5 separate regions of the Homo sapiens genome follow, and all the other regions are linked to region 3. Evidence: chromatin contacts called from ENCODE Hi-C or POLR2A ChIA-PET data. All regions are on one chromosome and are shown on one strand. Each heading gives the region's core, a stretch centred on a gene start or an enhancer-like site at or near the end of the contact. The rest is flanking DNA. Distances are from core to core; before and after follow the strand shown. Region 1 holds the start of YBX1 (Y-box binding protein 1). Region 2 holds the start of NASP (nuclear autoantigenic sperm protein). Region 3 holds the start of IPO13 (importin 13). Region 4 holds the start of C1orf50 (chromosome 1 open reading frame 50). Region 5 holds the start of ZNF691-DT (ZNF691 divergent transcript).

Region 1 (2,806 bases), core at 150-2,649, 1.3 Mb after region 3:
AAGTAGAAAAAGATGACAAGGATAAAAATGTACTGGACCGTAGTTTCCCGTTTACCCTGTTAAGGAATGGCTCATTCACTCCGCTTGCCTTTTGAATTGCTTTGTACTGTGACGAAGCCTTTTAAGTTAGCTTCAAATTAATATTTAGCTGCAAAACAAAGGCATTCTCTAGATCCACTAATCCCTAATCAAGGAAAACAACAACAACAAAAAATCATACTAATACACCAGAGGTAGTAAACGCCTTTCAGAACAGAGCTGTGGATTGGGGCTTCCCAAGCCCCGAGAAGCCGACAGAGCAGGAAGCAAGCAAGAAGGTGGGATGGAGGCTTCAGAGCCCGGCAGCTCACCTGTTGATGAAACCATATCCGTTCCTTACATTGAACCATTTTACTGTTCCCAAAACCTTCGTTGCTGGAAAAGAAAACAAAGCAAAACAAGCCACGATTACCAGCTATCCTTTTCCAAATCCGCCCGGCTTGGGCATCCGGTCCCTCGCACGCCGGCCGCCGCGGCCACCTGACAGCCCTTTCTCTCCACCGCCCGGGTGCGGGGCCACGCAGTCGCCGCCGCCGCCGCACACGTGGGTGAGTCTGAAGCGCGGGGCGCTCCAGGGCAGGCCCGGGGCGCGGGCCCCAGGATGGGTGTGTGCGCAGGCCGCGGACGGAGAGCACGTGAGGGAAGGGGAAGCCGCTCCGGCCTGCGTAGGCGGTGCGCCGCGCCCTCCGAGCACACGCGGAAGGGAGCTGGGTGGGGGTGACGCGAACAACGGCGTGCGGGCCCGAGCGCACGAGGCCGGTCGGCGGGGAGGGGACCCCGTCGCACACGCGGTCGGCGGCGCGCGGCCGCAGGGGGAGGGGCGCGCGGCCGCGCGGGGTCCACAGGGGGCGCGGGAGGCAGTGCGCGCGCGCCTGCCGGGCGGGTCCCCGCGAGAGGGAGTGAGGGGGGGACGGGGGGGATGGGCGGCCGCGCGCCGCGGAGTCGGTGCCCACCGGCCGCGCGCCCGCCGGCTCGCCCAGCTCCGGCTAACGGTTCCGCTGCTGGGCTGCCCGAGGGCCCCACCCCCGTCCCTGTCCGGTCCTCACCGATGACCTTCTTGTCCCCGCCGGCAGGCGCCGCCGATGTGAGGCCGCCCGGGCCACCGCTCCCTGCGCCGCTGCCCGTAGTGCCGGGCTTGGTGTCGGCGGCGCTGAGGGCGGGGGCGGCGGGGGGGGCGGCGGGCGGCTGCTGGGTCTCGGCCTCGCTGCTCATGGTTGCGGTGATGGTGACTGGGGCCGGCTGCGGCAGCTGCGGCTCCTCCCGGGGTGTGATGGTAACTAGGCCGGCGGCGGCGGTGGGGCTGCTCAGGGCTCTCTGGGGTCCGCTCTCCGCTCCCGCTACCGATCGAACTAGCGAGAATGGCGGGACAGGCGGGATAAGCCCTACGAGCGACCCGCCCTAGGCGTTGTTCACTGGCCAGTGGTACTGTCAATCTGCCCACCTGACCCCAATCCCTAGCTTCTATTGGCTAATATTTTATCAGTCCTCCATTCTCATTGGACCTTTGGCGGCTAATTCAGTCGACCTACAACCGTTCCTGCCTCCGCCGGCCGCCATAGAGACCGGAACTAGAATTAGAGTAGTCGGCCACGAAAACCATAGAGTACCCGAGAGGACGGGCAGAAGGAACGTGACTTCCACGAGGCAGCCGCCGGGCTGGCGGGCCCCACGTTCAGGGTTGTGTCTCGGCTGAAAAAAAGGCACGCCCGAACGCTGGGCAGGGATTACCCGGCCGGACCCGGGATTGGAAGGGGGCTCGAAGACGCCTTAGCCCCCCGTGAAGAAAAGGCTTCCCTCCCTCCCAGCTCCAAATACGGTCCCTGTGATCTGAGAACATTACGGCGGGCATAGAGTCGTCTTTTCTTTAATGGCCGTGTAGTCGCGGCACAGCCGAGGGTTTCTGGAATTGCCTTAAACGTATGCGTTTGAAGAGCGTACCCTTTTGTCGGAGCAGTCACCTTGGAGGGACCACGCAGGCTATGGCAGCCCGGGTTCAGCATGTTTAGGGCGAGGGTGTGCTCCATGGGGACCTGCCTTCTGATCCGTTTTACCAGGCATATATTTAAAAAAATGTGTCTTCCTTTCCAAGTATTCACATCTTTTTCTACTGACCACAAATCAGATTTAATTCAACTCACATTTATTGAACAAGCTAGCCTGTTTTGTTTTTTCACTTTATTCCTGCAACAGCCACGTGATAGAGGGATTACTATCCACGTTTCACAAACGATAAAATTGAGGCTGCCACCTGATGTTACTGAAGTCCTCCACCCACCTTCTTTCGTTCTTTTTTAAGCGTCTACTATCGGCTGGGGATGGAATAGTTCGCGAGTCAGTTTCTGCCTTCTGATGGAGGCAGAAATTTAAACAGCCAACACGGTAAATACTCCAGAGCTGCAAAACCACGAAGTATTTTGGGAGTGGAAGCAGGGAGAAGGTGGAGGGCTGACTTTCCGCGCACAGGGTACAGGCGAGAAGAGGTGAGATCTCGGGAAATGCAGTCAAGTAGTTCAGTAAGACTCGAATGTGACATTGGGTTGCAGAGGTGGGCAGTCACTTAGGTATATTTAATTGGAAATATATCCTGAGGGGAAGAGTGAGAAGAGCAATTTTAGAGTCATAAGTAGGGAGGGGCATCTTTTTAAAAATGGCTGCGGAGTGGAGAATGGGTTGCAGAGGGGCAAGGAATGGAAGTAGAGAAAGCAGTTAGGAGGCTAATGCAGTATTCCTTACCCCTACCAATGCCGTCTAGGCCTGTGAGTTCCAC
Region 2 (2,702 bases), core at 12-2,511, 1.6 Mb before region 3:
AAGGCAACTAACCTCTAAAGCGCACAAGATTAGAAAAAAAAATAGAACCAGATGCCTAAAAAAATATGGCAAGATTGGGAAATCAGACCTACTGTATGGGAAACAGCACTTGTTTCCTTGAACTCGTGTAGTGTTTCCCTCCACTGTTCAAAAAACAGATTACGCCTGAGTGGCACTGTGCCGCTTTCAAAACAATCCTATCTTGTTTCCCTCCAGTCCTTCTCCACTTCGTGCATACTACTGCCGATTCACCTAGCAACCAAACAGTGCTGGTGAGAGCTCCAGACAGCGCTTCCTGAAGACGCTTTACGTCCGGTAATGTTCCCCCCAAACAGACACCACCTCCAAAGTCTAAAGAACGACAATCCTCCCCACCACAGGCAGGGGCTCACGGAGTCGCGGGGAGCGATAACTATCTCCCAGCACAAGACGTGAGCGAGGTGTCGGGGGGAACTAGCCTCGCCGGCCCCACGGAGATAGTCCAAAGCTCCTGCTGGAGCCGCAGCGGCCCCAAACAATGGAGTTTTCCCGCCTCCTCAAGGCCCCGCCCCCTGCCCCAGGGCCGGCGAGGGAAGCGAACGCACGCGCGCAAAACCCCGCCCTCAGCAAGGCCCCGCCCACCCCGACCCCTCAGGTCCAGCCTCCTTCCTCGTGCAAGGTTTTTTTTCCCTTTTGGCGCCAAATCTTCGTTGGTTATATTCCCGGGTTATCCAGGGGTTCTACCAGAGGCACACGCTGGGGACAGAAGGGGCGTGAAGGCCAACCCGCGCGCCAGGGCCCCGCCTCCCGGCCAACCGCCCCGGGCTGGGGGAGGAAGGAGAGGGGCAGGCGAAGGATACAGCCGCCGCTGCCCCCGGCAAGATGGCGGCCGCGAAAAGCGGGGCAGGGGGCGCCAGCCGACCGCCGTTACCGCTGCTGCGCGAGGCTCTCAGCAAAAGAAGGACTGCTCCAGTGACCAGGCCTTCCCGAACAGCGACAGCTGCTCTTGGGAAGGCAAGTACTCCCGCCCACCGGTCTGCCCCTTCTCCGGAGCCCCCGTCCATTAGCCCTCCCCGCGGACTGGCCAGTGCCTTAAGCTTTCCACAGTCCCGCTTACTTGTCGGCAGAAACCAGCTCCGCGGCGACGGCGGCAGTGGCTGTGGACTCCATGGCCATCGTTCCCCTGAGGTGGCGAACCAGCGAACGGAATAGAGCCTGCGAGAAAAACAGGCAATTTGGGACGCCAGAGACTCACTCAGGGACAGAAAATGGCAGATTAGAGACCCCGCGCGGCCGGGGCCCTTTTATATACGAGGACCCTTCGCCCCGCCCATCCACTTCCGGATCCTCCCCCTCGGGTTTAAAGGGCCAGGACTCACCACCCATACCCTCCGTCCCCCGCCGGCCTACCACTATCTAGACACCTCCTGCCCTCTCCATATGGCTCCGCGGGATTGTTTCCCTCCCTAGCCCGACTTCTCCAATAAACAGCAACTTCCTGCTTCTCCAGCAAGTCGCATAAGAAGAACTGGAATCTTGACACTACAACTCCTGACAGGACGCCCCTGCGGCATCCAGAGACAGGGAAGCCAGTGCTGCTCTGCATGTTCAGGGCGAGTAGCTGAGAGTCTCCTTCCGGCCTGGATACTGAGGAAGGTGACTTAGACTTTCTCTCCGTCCTCTGAGTCGTAACGGACGGACACGCAAGGGCCGAGGACGGGTACAAGCAGCAGCGACTAGAACTGATCTGGGTGAGATCTAGGCCTCAGCAACAACTGACGCAAAAAGATTTTGTTCTAGGATTGGCTACAGCTGAAACTACCGCGCTTGATTCAAAGCTCGGGGCTTGCAGCGGGAGGCAGCTGGCTCCTCCCTCTGAACCCGCCCCCTTTGGCTGGCCCAATCCGCTGATCCCATCCTCTTAGGCCCTGCCCAGACTCCAAATCTACCAGAATTAATGCTCCCAGCGCTGTTTGTCCACTCCTGCCTATGATTTGCTGTGTGACTACTACTCGTGGGGGTACCGTGATTAGACGCTTTAAAGCTATTAGCTATCTTGTTTAATATTAACAATGCTACTAGTGAGATCAGTGTTAGTCTGTTTCTTAGAAAAATAAACCAAGGGGCCGGACGCGGTGGCTCACGCCTGTAATCCCAGCACTTTGGGAGGCCTAGGCTGGTGGATCACGAGGTCAGGAGTTCAAGACCAGCCTGGCCAAGATGGTGAGACCCCCCCGTCTCTACTAAAAAATACAAAAATTAGCCGGGCGTGGTGGCGGGCGCCTGTAATCCCAGCTACTCGGGAGGCTGAGGTAGGAGAATACTAGAACCCGGAAGGCAGAGGTTGCAGTGAGCCGAGAGCTCGCCACTGCACTCCAGCCTGGGCAACAGAGCGAAACTCCGTCTCAAAAATAAATAAATAAATAGGCCAAGGTTCCAACCTGGCCAACATGGTGAAACCCCGTCTCTACTAAAAATACGAAAATTAGCCAGGTGTGGTGGCAGGCTCCTGTAATCCCAGCTACTCGGGAGGCTAAGGCAGGAGAATCACTTGAACCCGGGAGGCAAAGGTTGCAGTGAGCCGAGATCTCGCCACTGCACTGCAGCCTGGGCAACAGAGCGAGACTCCGTCTCAAAAAAAAAAAAAAGGGGAAGCTGTGACTTGTTCAGAAAGTTGCAAGACAAATCAGTTATGGAAAGCAGTGTGCCTCATTTCCTGCAAA
Region 3 (2,704 bases), core at 48-2,547:
CCCAGCAGGGCCAGGACCCTTGGACTCAGCACAAAACAAAGGGAGACAGCCCCAGGCCTGCCTGCTCAGGACTGGTCTGGCTTCCATCCAATAAAGGAAGGACCCTTCTCCAAAGAGTCAAAACAACCCAGATTGTTTTAGTTCCAGATTATTTTCTGAGCCCTTGGCTCAACAAAACCAGGTCCAGGATGGTTTGGCATCAGTATAATTCCAGGAGACTGAGCTGCAGGTCTCCTGGGTTCCCAGTTTCCTACTGCACTGCTCATGCAGTTCCCATGGAGCTGGAACATAGCCAGTCTGGACGGAAGGCTAAGTCACAGCACCCTGAAGGGACCATCCCAAGACCCTAGAGTATCTATCCACAGGGGACCTGCCTGTAAGGAAAGACAAAAATAGCCCATTAGGGCACTGCAATACTGCCTGCCCAGAAAGAGAGCAAATGCCAGGTGCTCTGGGGGCACCATACCAGCGGGCACCCAGCCCAGGCCTGAGCTCTGCCATCAGTGACAGTCCCCAGAACTTCTGCTCTGTCACTGGAGTGCCCACCCCAGAGCCCTCATACCTTCTCCACGTTCTCCACAGTGAAGTCCAAGGCTGGTGCTGCTCCAGCCCCTGCAGCCCCCGGCTGCTCCTCCCGCCGCTCCATCTTTGCTCCCTCCCTGGCAGGGAGGTGGGCCCTGATCTGTCTCCTGCCCCAGCCCCTTGGCTGCTGGCCCCCTGCTAGACCCCGGCTTGGGTGCCCAGGGAGTGGTGGGGTGAGGGGGGGCCCAGGGCGGGCATGGCTGCCGAGGCCTCCCCACCTCGTTTGGGGGTGGGAGGCTTGCCAGAGACCAAAATTGGTGCTCTTAGGAGACCCAATGAAGGGGACTCCGAGGAGGGAGCCGTCAGTGAGGAGCTCTCAGGCGGGGATCCTAGTGGCAGGTAACAGCTCTGTCCCCAGAATCTGTGTGGAGGGAGTCACAGGGGAGGGAGGCCTGCGGGGGAAACCGAGTCCCTGGCTCTTGAGGGGTCACAGGGTCGATGGCCTGTACCCACAACACCCCCGCCTGGGTGAGCTCTCGGCTGCTATGAACAGGTCATGGGGCTGGAGGGTCACGGGAGAGAGAGAGCCCTTCGTGGTTACGGAGGCGTCCAACGAAGCGCGGAGATGCAGCTCCGCTAGTCTAGGGCGAAGAGTCCGTGGAGTTGAGGGGCTGTGGCAGGTCCCTTCCGTTCGGCCTGGCCCGCGCTGTGCTCAACGCCCGGCTACAGCCCCGCTACAGCCGCTGCCTCCGCCCCAGTGACTGACAAGACAAGCCAGGCCGGCCGGGACGGGGCAGGGACCTCGGCAAGGCGCGGGCTGCCCCGAGCGCCTGTCCCCGGCACCTCCAACTCAGGCCCCCACTCCTGCCAGTTCTGGCTCGGCACGGCCCGGTACAGGCCGGCACGGCCCAGCGGAACTGCGCGGAAACTCATTCCGGGTCCTTAGCCCTGTCCTCGCGCCAGCTCGCACTCCCCTGAGCAGGCGGTGGAGCGGCTCGCCGCCCCAGGCCGCGGCCGAGTCTAGGCCCCGCCGCTGTTCACCCTGGGAAATGTAGTCCGTGTTGCGCCTAGCCGGAAGGCGGCGCCCTGCGGAGGAGGCCGGGAGCACGTGGGTTGGGGACCTGCAGAGCCCCGCCTGTCCTCGGCCTACCGCGGCGAGCAGGCATTCCGGGTCAGACCGGCGCGGGGCGCTGCGGCCCAACTCCTTAGTAGGACGACGTGACTCGAGGGGCCGGAGGACGGAGGTGGGAGCCCGGGCTAGAGGGTGGAGGCTGGGGAGGTTGCCTGGTCACTCTGGCGCTCCGCTGCCGGGGGCATCCTCCGGCCCAGCAAAGGTGCAGCCTGGGAAGAAGGCGTCAGCACCACCCAGAGAAGAGGAGAGGGGACTTGGCACGCCTCAGGAAGGAAAAAAGGAAGGCTCTCGGGACCACCCAATAAGCAACCGGGAAACCACATACCATGGACAGTGCTCGGGGAATTTCGTAAGGTTTTTGGAAGTAACTTTATGTGTAACTAGAGTAAGAGTAGCTTACATTTAAGTGCTAGGAGCAGGACTTTGCTTACCTTAGGTTCAGTTTTCTTAATAGCTCTGAGGTGGATATTTTTATTCATCATTTTCAGATGAGATGAGGAAATCGAGCTTGGGGAAAGTTAGGCTTATCTTGCCCCTGGCACACAGACAGGGTGGCAGACCATGCCATAGATCTGGTCTGCCACAGGCCCCGGTAGTTCCTGCCTGTCACCCCTCCAGTTGTATTTTATTGTTTATTAACTCCTGCCAGCTACCCTAGCAGGGAAGAGGAAAAAATTAAAAGTGCAAAGAGCTCCGTAGTTTTGTTCAAATGGAGGAAGCTGGCATTGGAAGCTGGCATTGGCAGCAGCTGCTGAGGCCTGAGAAGGTCCATGAAGGCTTCCCTGAGAAGAGAAACTTGATCTGAGCTTGAAGAATAGAGAGCCTGGGAAGGAGAGGGGCCCATTTAGCTGGTAAGCAAAATCCAGTAGGACTCTAAGTCATTCAGCAAGTCTTCATCAATAAAGAATAGCAAGTAGGCCGGGCGCGGTGGCTCACGCCTGTAATCCCAGCACTATGGGAGGCTGAGGCGGGCGGATCACGAGGTCAGGAGATCGAGACCATCCTGGCTAACACGGTGAAACCCCGTCTCTACTAAAAATACAAAAAATT
Region 4 (2,801 bases), core at 3-2,502, 1.2 Mb after region 3:
TAAATAATTTTGGGCAAAGCAAAGACCCTGGAACATAATCAAGGCCAAATCTGATAGTGTATACAGGGATAAGGGGCCATGATAATCTTTAAAACAGCAGGACCCTCCATCTGTGGACACTGAAGAGGGTGTACAACTGGAAGTCTTGATAAGAGATAAGAAGGAATCTGGTTTTTCATTGAATAATGACAAAACTTTAGATCTTGGAGCTCTACTACTTCAAACCTTTCACTTCACAGATAAAATAGTTGAGGTCCAGAGAGAAGTAATCTGCCTTAAGTCGCACTGCAAGTTAGTATCAAAAGTGGGATTAATACTCATGTGTCCAAACTTCCAGTGTTTTTTCCATTATTTCACATTTCCTCCTTATTTGACTTATTTTGGCCATCCATATATAAACACTGGGCTTGGGAATACTGTGTTTAATGAGGACTAAACTTGGAGTCCTTGCCCTGCTAGAAGATGTTTAAACTCTCAGGTAACAAAGATCTTATGGGAAGCAGCTTAAAATAAGCGGACCTTGAAACTTCCCGAAGAACTTTTCTTTGTGTCAAATGGGAAGAATAACTCTGTACTGCCTACCTCACAAGGCTGTCCTAAGGTGCAAATGAAATAATGAACACTAAAGTGTTGTGTAAACCTTCCCACGAAGGAAGATTATGGGCACTCAAGTTGCAGTTAGAGGAACCTTTGGTCCCAGAAGGTCATTCGAATCAGGCCACCGACTCACAATGACAGTCGGCTTTACTCGTCTGTAAAATGGAGACAAGAGCAAATGCCACCCCCACCATAGGTGGTAGTGAGGTCTGAGCCGAAAGACGCAGAGTACAACGTGAACGAAGATGGTTATTCGCTGCCCCGGCCGCGCCTCCTCACCTTCTGCACCTGCTCTGCGAGCGCCACGAGGTCTAAGGGGTCCCCGGCCCGGTGGGTGTGGTAGGGGCTCACCAGGGCCAGGCCGCCGGGGGTCGGGGTGAGCTCCACCAGGGCTCCTGCGACACACACCCAGGAACACAAGCCGTGAGCTCCCGCCGTCGGCCTCCCGCGGAGCCCCGAGACCGGCTGCCTCGCGGGAGCTGACTTCCCCCTGCTGACTCCCGCCCCGCATACCTCCCTGGCCTGCAGCTGGCGGCGCTCCTTGCCTTTCAAGGACCCCCTCGGTCCGCCCCGGCGCGGCGGCGTCCTCCATGACAGCGCCTTATCCTCCCCACTCCCTGGGCTGTGCGAGTAGGAAGAGCCTGCGCATAAAGGCGCGTGGGCGGAGCTTCCGTCTTTCTTGTCTACTGGGCGTCAGTTCGACTGAGCAAGGCCTGAGCTCGGAGGCGGGGCTCCGGCTGACGCGCCGGGATTCGCTGAGGGCCGGTGGGGGGATCCGGGCTGACTGAAAGGAAAAGAGGCGGTGCAAGCCTCGTGGGCATGCGCCGCCCGGCTTGGAAGGTGGGGCTTCGCCCGGGGGCGGGCCTTCGCCGGGGGTAGGACTCCGGCCTTGGTGGCGGGTGGCTGGCGGTTCCGTTAGGTCTGAGGGAGCGATGGCGGTACGCGCGTTGAAGCTGCTGACCACACTGCTGGCTGTCGTGGCCGCTGCCTCCCAAGCCGAGGTCGAGTCCGAGGCAGGATGGGGCATGGTGACGCCTGATCTGCTCTTCGCCGAGGGGACCGCAGCCTACGCGCGCGGGGACTGGCCCGGGGTGGTCCTGAGCATGGAACGGGCGCTGCGCTCCCGGGCAGCCCTCCGCGCCCTTCGCCTGCGCTGCCGCACCCAGTGTGCCGCCGACTTCCCGTGGGAGCTGGACCCCGACTGGTCCCCCAGCCCGGCCCAGGCCTCGGGCGCCGCCGCCCTGCGCGACCTGAGCTTCTTCGGGGGCCTTCTGCGTCGCGCTGCCTGCCTGCGCCGCTGCCTCGGGCCGCCGGCCGCCCACTCGCTCAGCGAAGAGATGGAGCTGGAGTTCCGCAAGCGGAGCCCCTACAACTACCTGCAGGTCGCCTACTTCAAGGTGCAGACCTGCCTGGAACCAGGCGGCCGGGGTCCTTCTGGGGAGAGGAGTGTTGCAGGGGACCTGAGGAGCTTGGGGGATCGGGGAAGTGTCCGCAGGGAGGGGAAAGTGGCCTCCTGGCTGGGGAGCTCTCCTCGGAGCCGGGGAGAGCTGCTCCCTGGCAGGAGACCTTCCTCGCCCAGTTCGCATGGGCAGATGCTAACCCCAAAGGTCCAGCCTGGGGTTAGGGCACAGGCCAAGCAAAACTCATGGCCATTTTGTTCCCTGGGAAATCTCCTGGAAGGAATTAAAGCGGCAGTTTGGGTCTCCCATTCTGATGTCATTGTAAGTGTCCGAGTGAGAAGCTAGTAGCGGTCTACAATATCTCCCTTCCGGTTGGTTTTCCAGTGGTGCTTTTCCTGCTGTTTGATTCAGCAGCTCTCTTTCAGGATGTGAGGTTGCCACGTCGCCAGCAGGGGCTGCCTGGCCCTTTCTGTGTGTGTGTGGGGGCGGGGGGGGGACCCTCTGGCTAGTCTGCCAGGTTTACAAAGAAAATGAGTATTTTTCGGAATGCCAGAGTGCCATGTGTCCAAGTGTACACTTGGGCTTGGAGCGTTCCAGGCTTGTTTGGTGGTGGTGATGGTGACGATGATGATGATGATGATAGCCAGCACATACTTCCAGGCACTATTTTAAGCAGTTTGCATTTATTAACGCATTTGCCCTAATCTTCATAATATCTTGTCAGGTAGATGCTGTTATTAGTCCCACTGTATTGGGGGTGGGGGGAGAAAGAGTTGTGCATTATATCTGGTATATCTGTTGTTT
Region 5 (2,700 bases), core at 189-2,688, 1.1 Mb after region 3:
TTTAGAGATGAGAAAGCTGAGGCTCAGAGAAATTAAGTATCTTGCCCAAGGGCACACAGCAAGTAAGTGGCAGAACTGGGGCCTATGCCCATCACTTCAAAGTCAGTGCTTTTAACCATTATACTATTACTGAAGGAAAAAAGGAGAGAAGACGGGAAGGAAGGAAATAAAAACAGTACCACTGAAGTTCACATGATACAGATGTATCTCCCTGATGAAATCAGGGCTGAGAAGTTTCAAGGAGGAGTAGGTATTTGACCTAAGGTTTGCAGGATGGGTAAGACTGGGACTTGCAGAGATAAAGAGGCAACTACCTACTGAGAAGACAGTGCAGCTGAAGTACAGAGGCACTTTCATATCACACTGCAGAGATCTGGGGGGAAAAGGGGTCTATTGGGCTTTGTCTTCCTGGTGGCTCAGCTGCACAGAGAGAAGCAACGGTGGAAGGGGCTGAGAAGTGGAGGAGGGGCCAGGTCTAAGAAGTTAAGAGCCAAGAAGATGGGGCTAGTGATCACAGATGATGAAGGTGAAGCGCCTAGGTTAAAGGCAAGGGGCCAAGCCATAGTGCGGTATGGAGGTCCGAAGTTACAGGTCTTTGGGGCCAAGTCAAGGGCTGCAGGGAGGAAGAGGAGAGAGGAGCTATGAAAGACCAAGAGCAAGGTGCTAACAGGGTAATTGTACAGGGAAGCTAGATAACGGGTCAGAGATACAGGAGGACCAAGGAAGTCAGAGGGTCGCAGGAGACGGTCAGGGAAGAGGAAGCAAAGGCTGCCAGAAGTGTCACAGGCCAGGGCCCAAGAGCTGAGTTGTGTGTTGCGGGGCGGGGAGAAGCCAATGGCGGAGGTCCAAGGGTACAAGAGCTGGTTTCAGAGATTGCCGGCGGGCTTGGGGCCAGAGAGGTGGGAGAGGAGGAGGGGCTGATCCTAAACGTATGGTCAGCGGCAGGAAGGCTGTATACTCAAACCCAACAGAAGGGCCGGGGAATGGGTTGGGGACAGCCACCTGGCTGCGTGGGCCGGGGGCCAGGGCGAGGGTCGCGGCGGAGGGACCACAAGGCCCCTTGGCTTCCCACTCGGTCCAGGGAGCAAAGCAGCAGCATCCAGATCCTCGGTGAGAGGGAAGTGGCCGTGTACAGAGTTTCCCGCGAAGTCGTGTCCGCCTCCCCCCGCGACCTCGGGCCCAACCCGGACCCACCTCGCTCCCGCCGCTCGATCAGGGACAGCGCCGCCTCTGTAGGCGAGGGAAGGAGCTGGAGCCGGAGCCGGAACCCAGGAAGGATCCGCCCTACTACTCCAGGATTGGTTTCTTGGGATAATTCTTTATTTCCATTGGCTACCATGACTGCCACAACGCAAGCGACCTGGCAGGACCACCAATAAGCTTTGACCGCTGGCGTGGCATGCTGGGAGTTGTAGTCCTAAGGAAGCGCGTAGACTCAGAGAAAACTTGCGAAGTTTAGGATGGAGCTGAAGAGACTGGGTTCCGTCCTACGGTGGGATTTCTTTCCGTGCTCGCGCGTTCAGCCCCAAGTCTCAGGGCCACTCGTCTGGGAAGTTGTAGAATCTGTATAGCCAACCTACACAACCTCCAAGGGGGCAAGTACTCAAATTTCCTTCTTTACTTTGAGTTGGTAATCCTTGACCGTCCTGTAGACGTCCAACGAAGCCTAGAGTCTGGCACCTCACTCAAGGTTTATAACTTAAAATCAAAGGAGGGTAGAGCTGGAAGGGAGTTTAAAGATAAAATAACCCAATCTCCTTATCGGAGAAGCTAAAAGTACCCTGTTCAAGGATCAACCTCCAGGTCTTCCAGCCCCCCTGAGCAGGGATTTTCCCGGGTTCCGCGTGCATCCCTAATTAAGCCTGACACGTGTTCGTCAATCCAGACACAACAAGATCACCAAAGTATCCAGGACTAGGTCTTTTTTTTCAGGTTTTATTTTTTAAAATAATAAAAGGCTAATGAAATACGTAAACTACAGGCTTCTCGTATCTGCACAATGTTTCAGTGCAAAGAACAAGGAGCATTGCCTTCAGAGCTAGATAAACCAAGTATAAAACTCTGGCTCTACCACCTAGCCATTTGGAGTACCAACTCCCTCCCCCATAAAATCCCTGGCAGAATTACTGTGAGGATATTATATATACATACATATATTCTCATGCATGTGTATGTGTATACATATATACATATATATGTATGTATGTTTTATATAGTTGTAAGGTTATAATACATACATATATTGAGGTTATTTCTTGATGACATTAATATTCAAATCAGTAGACTGATATGTATGTACATATATACATGTATAATACACATACATGTGTATATACATATACTAATGTATACATGTGTATATACATGCATACATGTGTGAATATGTATTATACATACATATGTATATATGTGTATACATATACACGTGCATACATGCTAAATACATATACATATATATACACCTATGTAGTACAGATATGTATATACACATACATGTATACATGTGTATATGTGTATGTATGCATATGTGTGTGTATATTATATGTATATTCATGTATGTATGTGTATATGTATGCATGTATTCTGCCTCCACAAGCTGACAATGTGAGTTAGTTTTAAGATTGGGATATTCAGGAATGCATGTTTGGAACTGAATATGGTTGAGTGAAATATGTGTGCCTTATGAACACTATTTGTTTA

Evidence for each region. Hi-C counts contacts between places; a loop is a spot of excess contacts on that map. ChIA-PET counts read pairs that join two places held with the same protein, here RNA polymerase II (POLR2A). Pooled maps may share reads with other maps.
Region 1: a loop to region 3 is called in a map of CD8-positive, alpha-beta T cell, with 22 times the contacts of the local background. The contact joins the promoter of YBX1 here to the promoter of IPO13 in region 3. A Hi-C loop is called at or near these places in 2 of 168 maps with a recorded cell type or tissue (CD8-positive, alpha-beta T cell and naive thymus-derived CD4-positive, alpha-beta T cell) and 9 of 50 pooled maps.
Region 2: a pooled map shows a loop between it and region 3 (12-fold over the local background). The contact joins the promoter of NASP here to the promoter of IPO13 in region 3. A Hi-C loop is called at or near these places in 4 of 50 pooled maps.
Region 4: a loop to region 3 is called in a map of B cell, with 7 times the contacts of the local background. The contact joins the promoter of C1orf50 here to the promoter of IPO13 in region 3. A Hi-C loop is called at or near these places in 1 of 168 maps with a recorded cell type or tissue (B cell) and 8 of 50 pooled maps. POLR2A ChIA-PET finds 5 or more read pairs at or near these places in 3 of 52 experiments (A673, CD8-positive, alpha-beta memory T cell and activated T-cell).
Region 5: a pooled map shows a loop between it and region 3 (14-fold over the local background). The contact joins the promoter of ZNF691-DT here to the promoter of IPO13 in region 3. A Hi-C loop is called at or near these places in 1 of 168 maps with a recorded cell type or tissue (breast epithelium), 1 of 37 single-sample maps with no recorded cell type and 9 of 50 pooled maps.

What each region holds. Positions count from the first base shown.
Region 1 is chr1:42,681,011-42,683,816 of GRCh38, reverse strand. It overlaps YBX1 (Y-box binding protein 1), which reads right to left and starts at 1,399. Exons shown (of 8, transcript NM_004559.5): 1 at 1,086-1,399; 2 at 351-414. The coding sequence starts at 1,251. It also overlaps a transcript of PPIH not described here. RefSeq lists silencers at 494-643, 754-863, 1,054-1,253 and an enhancer at 1,694-1,743.
Region 2 is chr1:45,582,600-45,585,301 of GRCh38, reverse strand. NASP (nuclear autoantigenic sperm protein) reads right to left here and starts at 1,261. Exons shown (of 15, transcript NM_002482.4): 1 at 1,097-1,261. The coding sequence starts at 1,155. RefSeq lists silencers at 566-865, 1,776-1,835 and enhancers at 1,366-1,675, 2,126-2,185, 2,596-2,645.
Region 3 is chr1:43,945,543-43,948,246 of GRCh38, reverse strand. It overlaps IPO13 (importin 13), which reads right to left and starts at 1,297. Exons shown (of 20, transcript NM_014652.4): 1 at 563-1,297. The coding sequence starts at 646. It overlaps LOC101929609 (a long non-coding RNA gene), which reads left to right and starts at 1,648. Exons shown (of 2, transcript NR_188535.1): 1 at 1,648-1,766. RefSeq lists a silencer at 1,252-1,501.
Region 4 is chr1:42,765,700-42,768,500 of GRCh38, reverse strand. It overlaps C1orf50 (chromosome 1 open reading frame 50), which reads right to left and starts at 1,252. Exons shown (of 5, transcript NM_024097.4): 1 at 1,111-1,252; 2 at 877-992. The coding sequence starts at 1,189. It overlaps P3H1 (prolyl 3-hydroxylase 1), which reads left to right and starts at 1,473. Exons shown (of 15, transcript NM_022356.4): 1 at 1,473-1,994. The coding sequence starts at 1,530. RefSeq lists silencers at 965-1,104, 1,725-1,834 and an enhancer at 2,095-2,214.
Region 5 is chr1:42,845,152-42,847,851 of GRCh38, reverse strand. It overlaps ZNF691-DT (ZNF691 divergent transcript), which reads left to right and starts at 1,438. Exons shown (of 5, transcript NR_186083.1): 1 at 1,438-1,595. ZNF691 (zinc finger protein 691) reads right to left here and starts at 1,239. Exons shown (of 4, transcript NM_001242739.2): 1 at 1,195-1,239. RefSeq lists enhancers at 1,203-1,272, 1,433-1,702.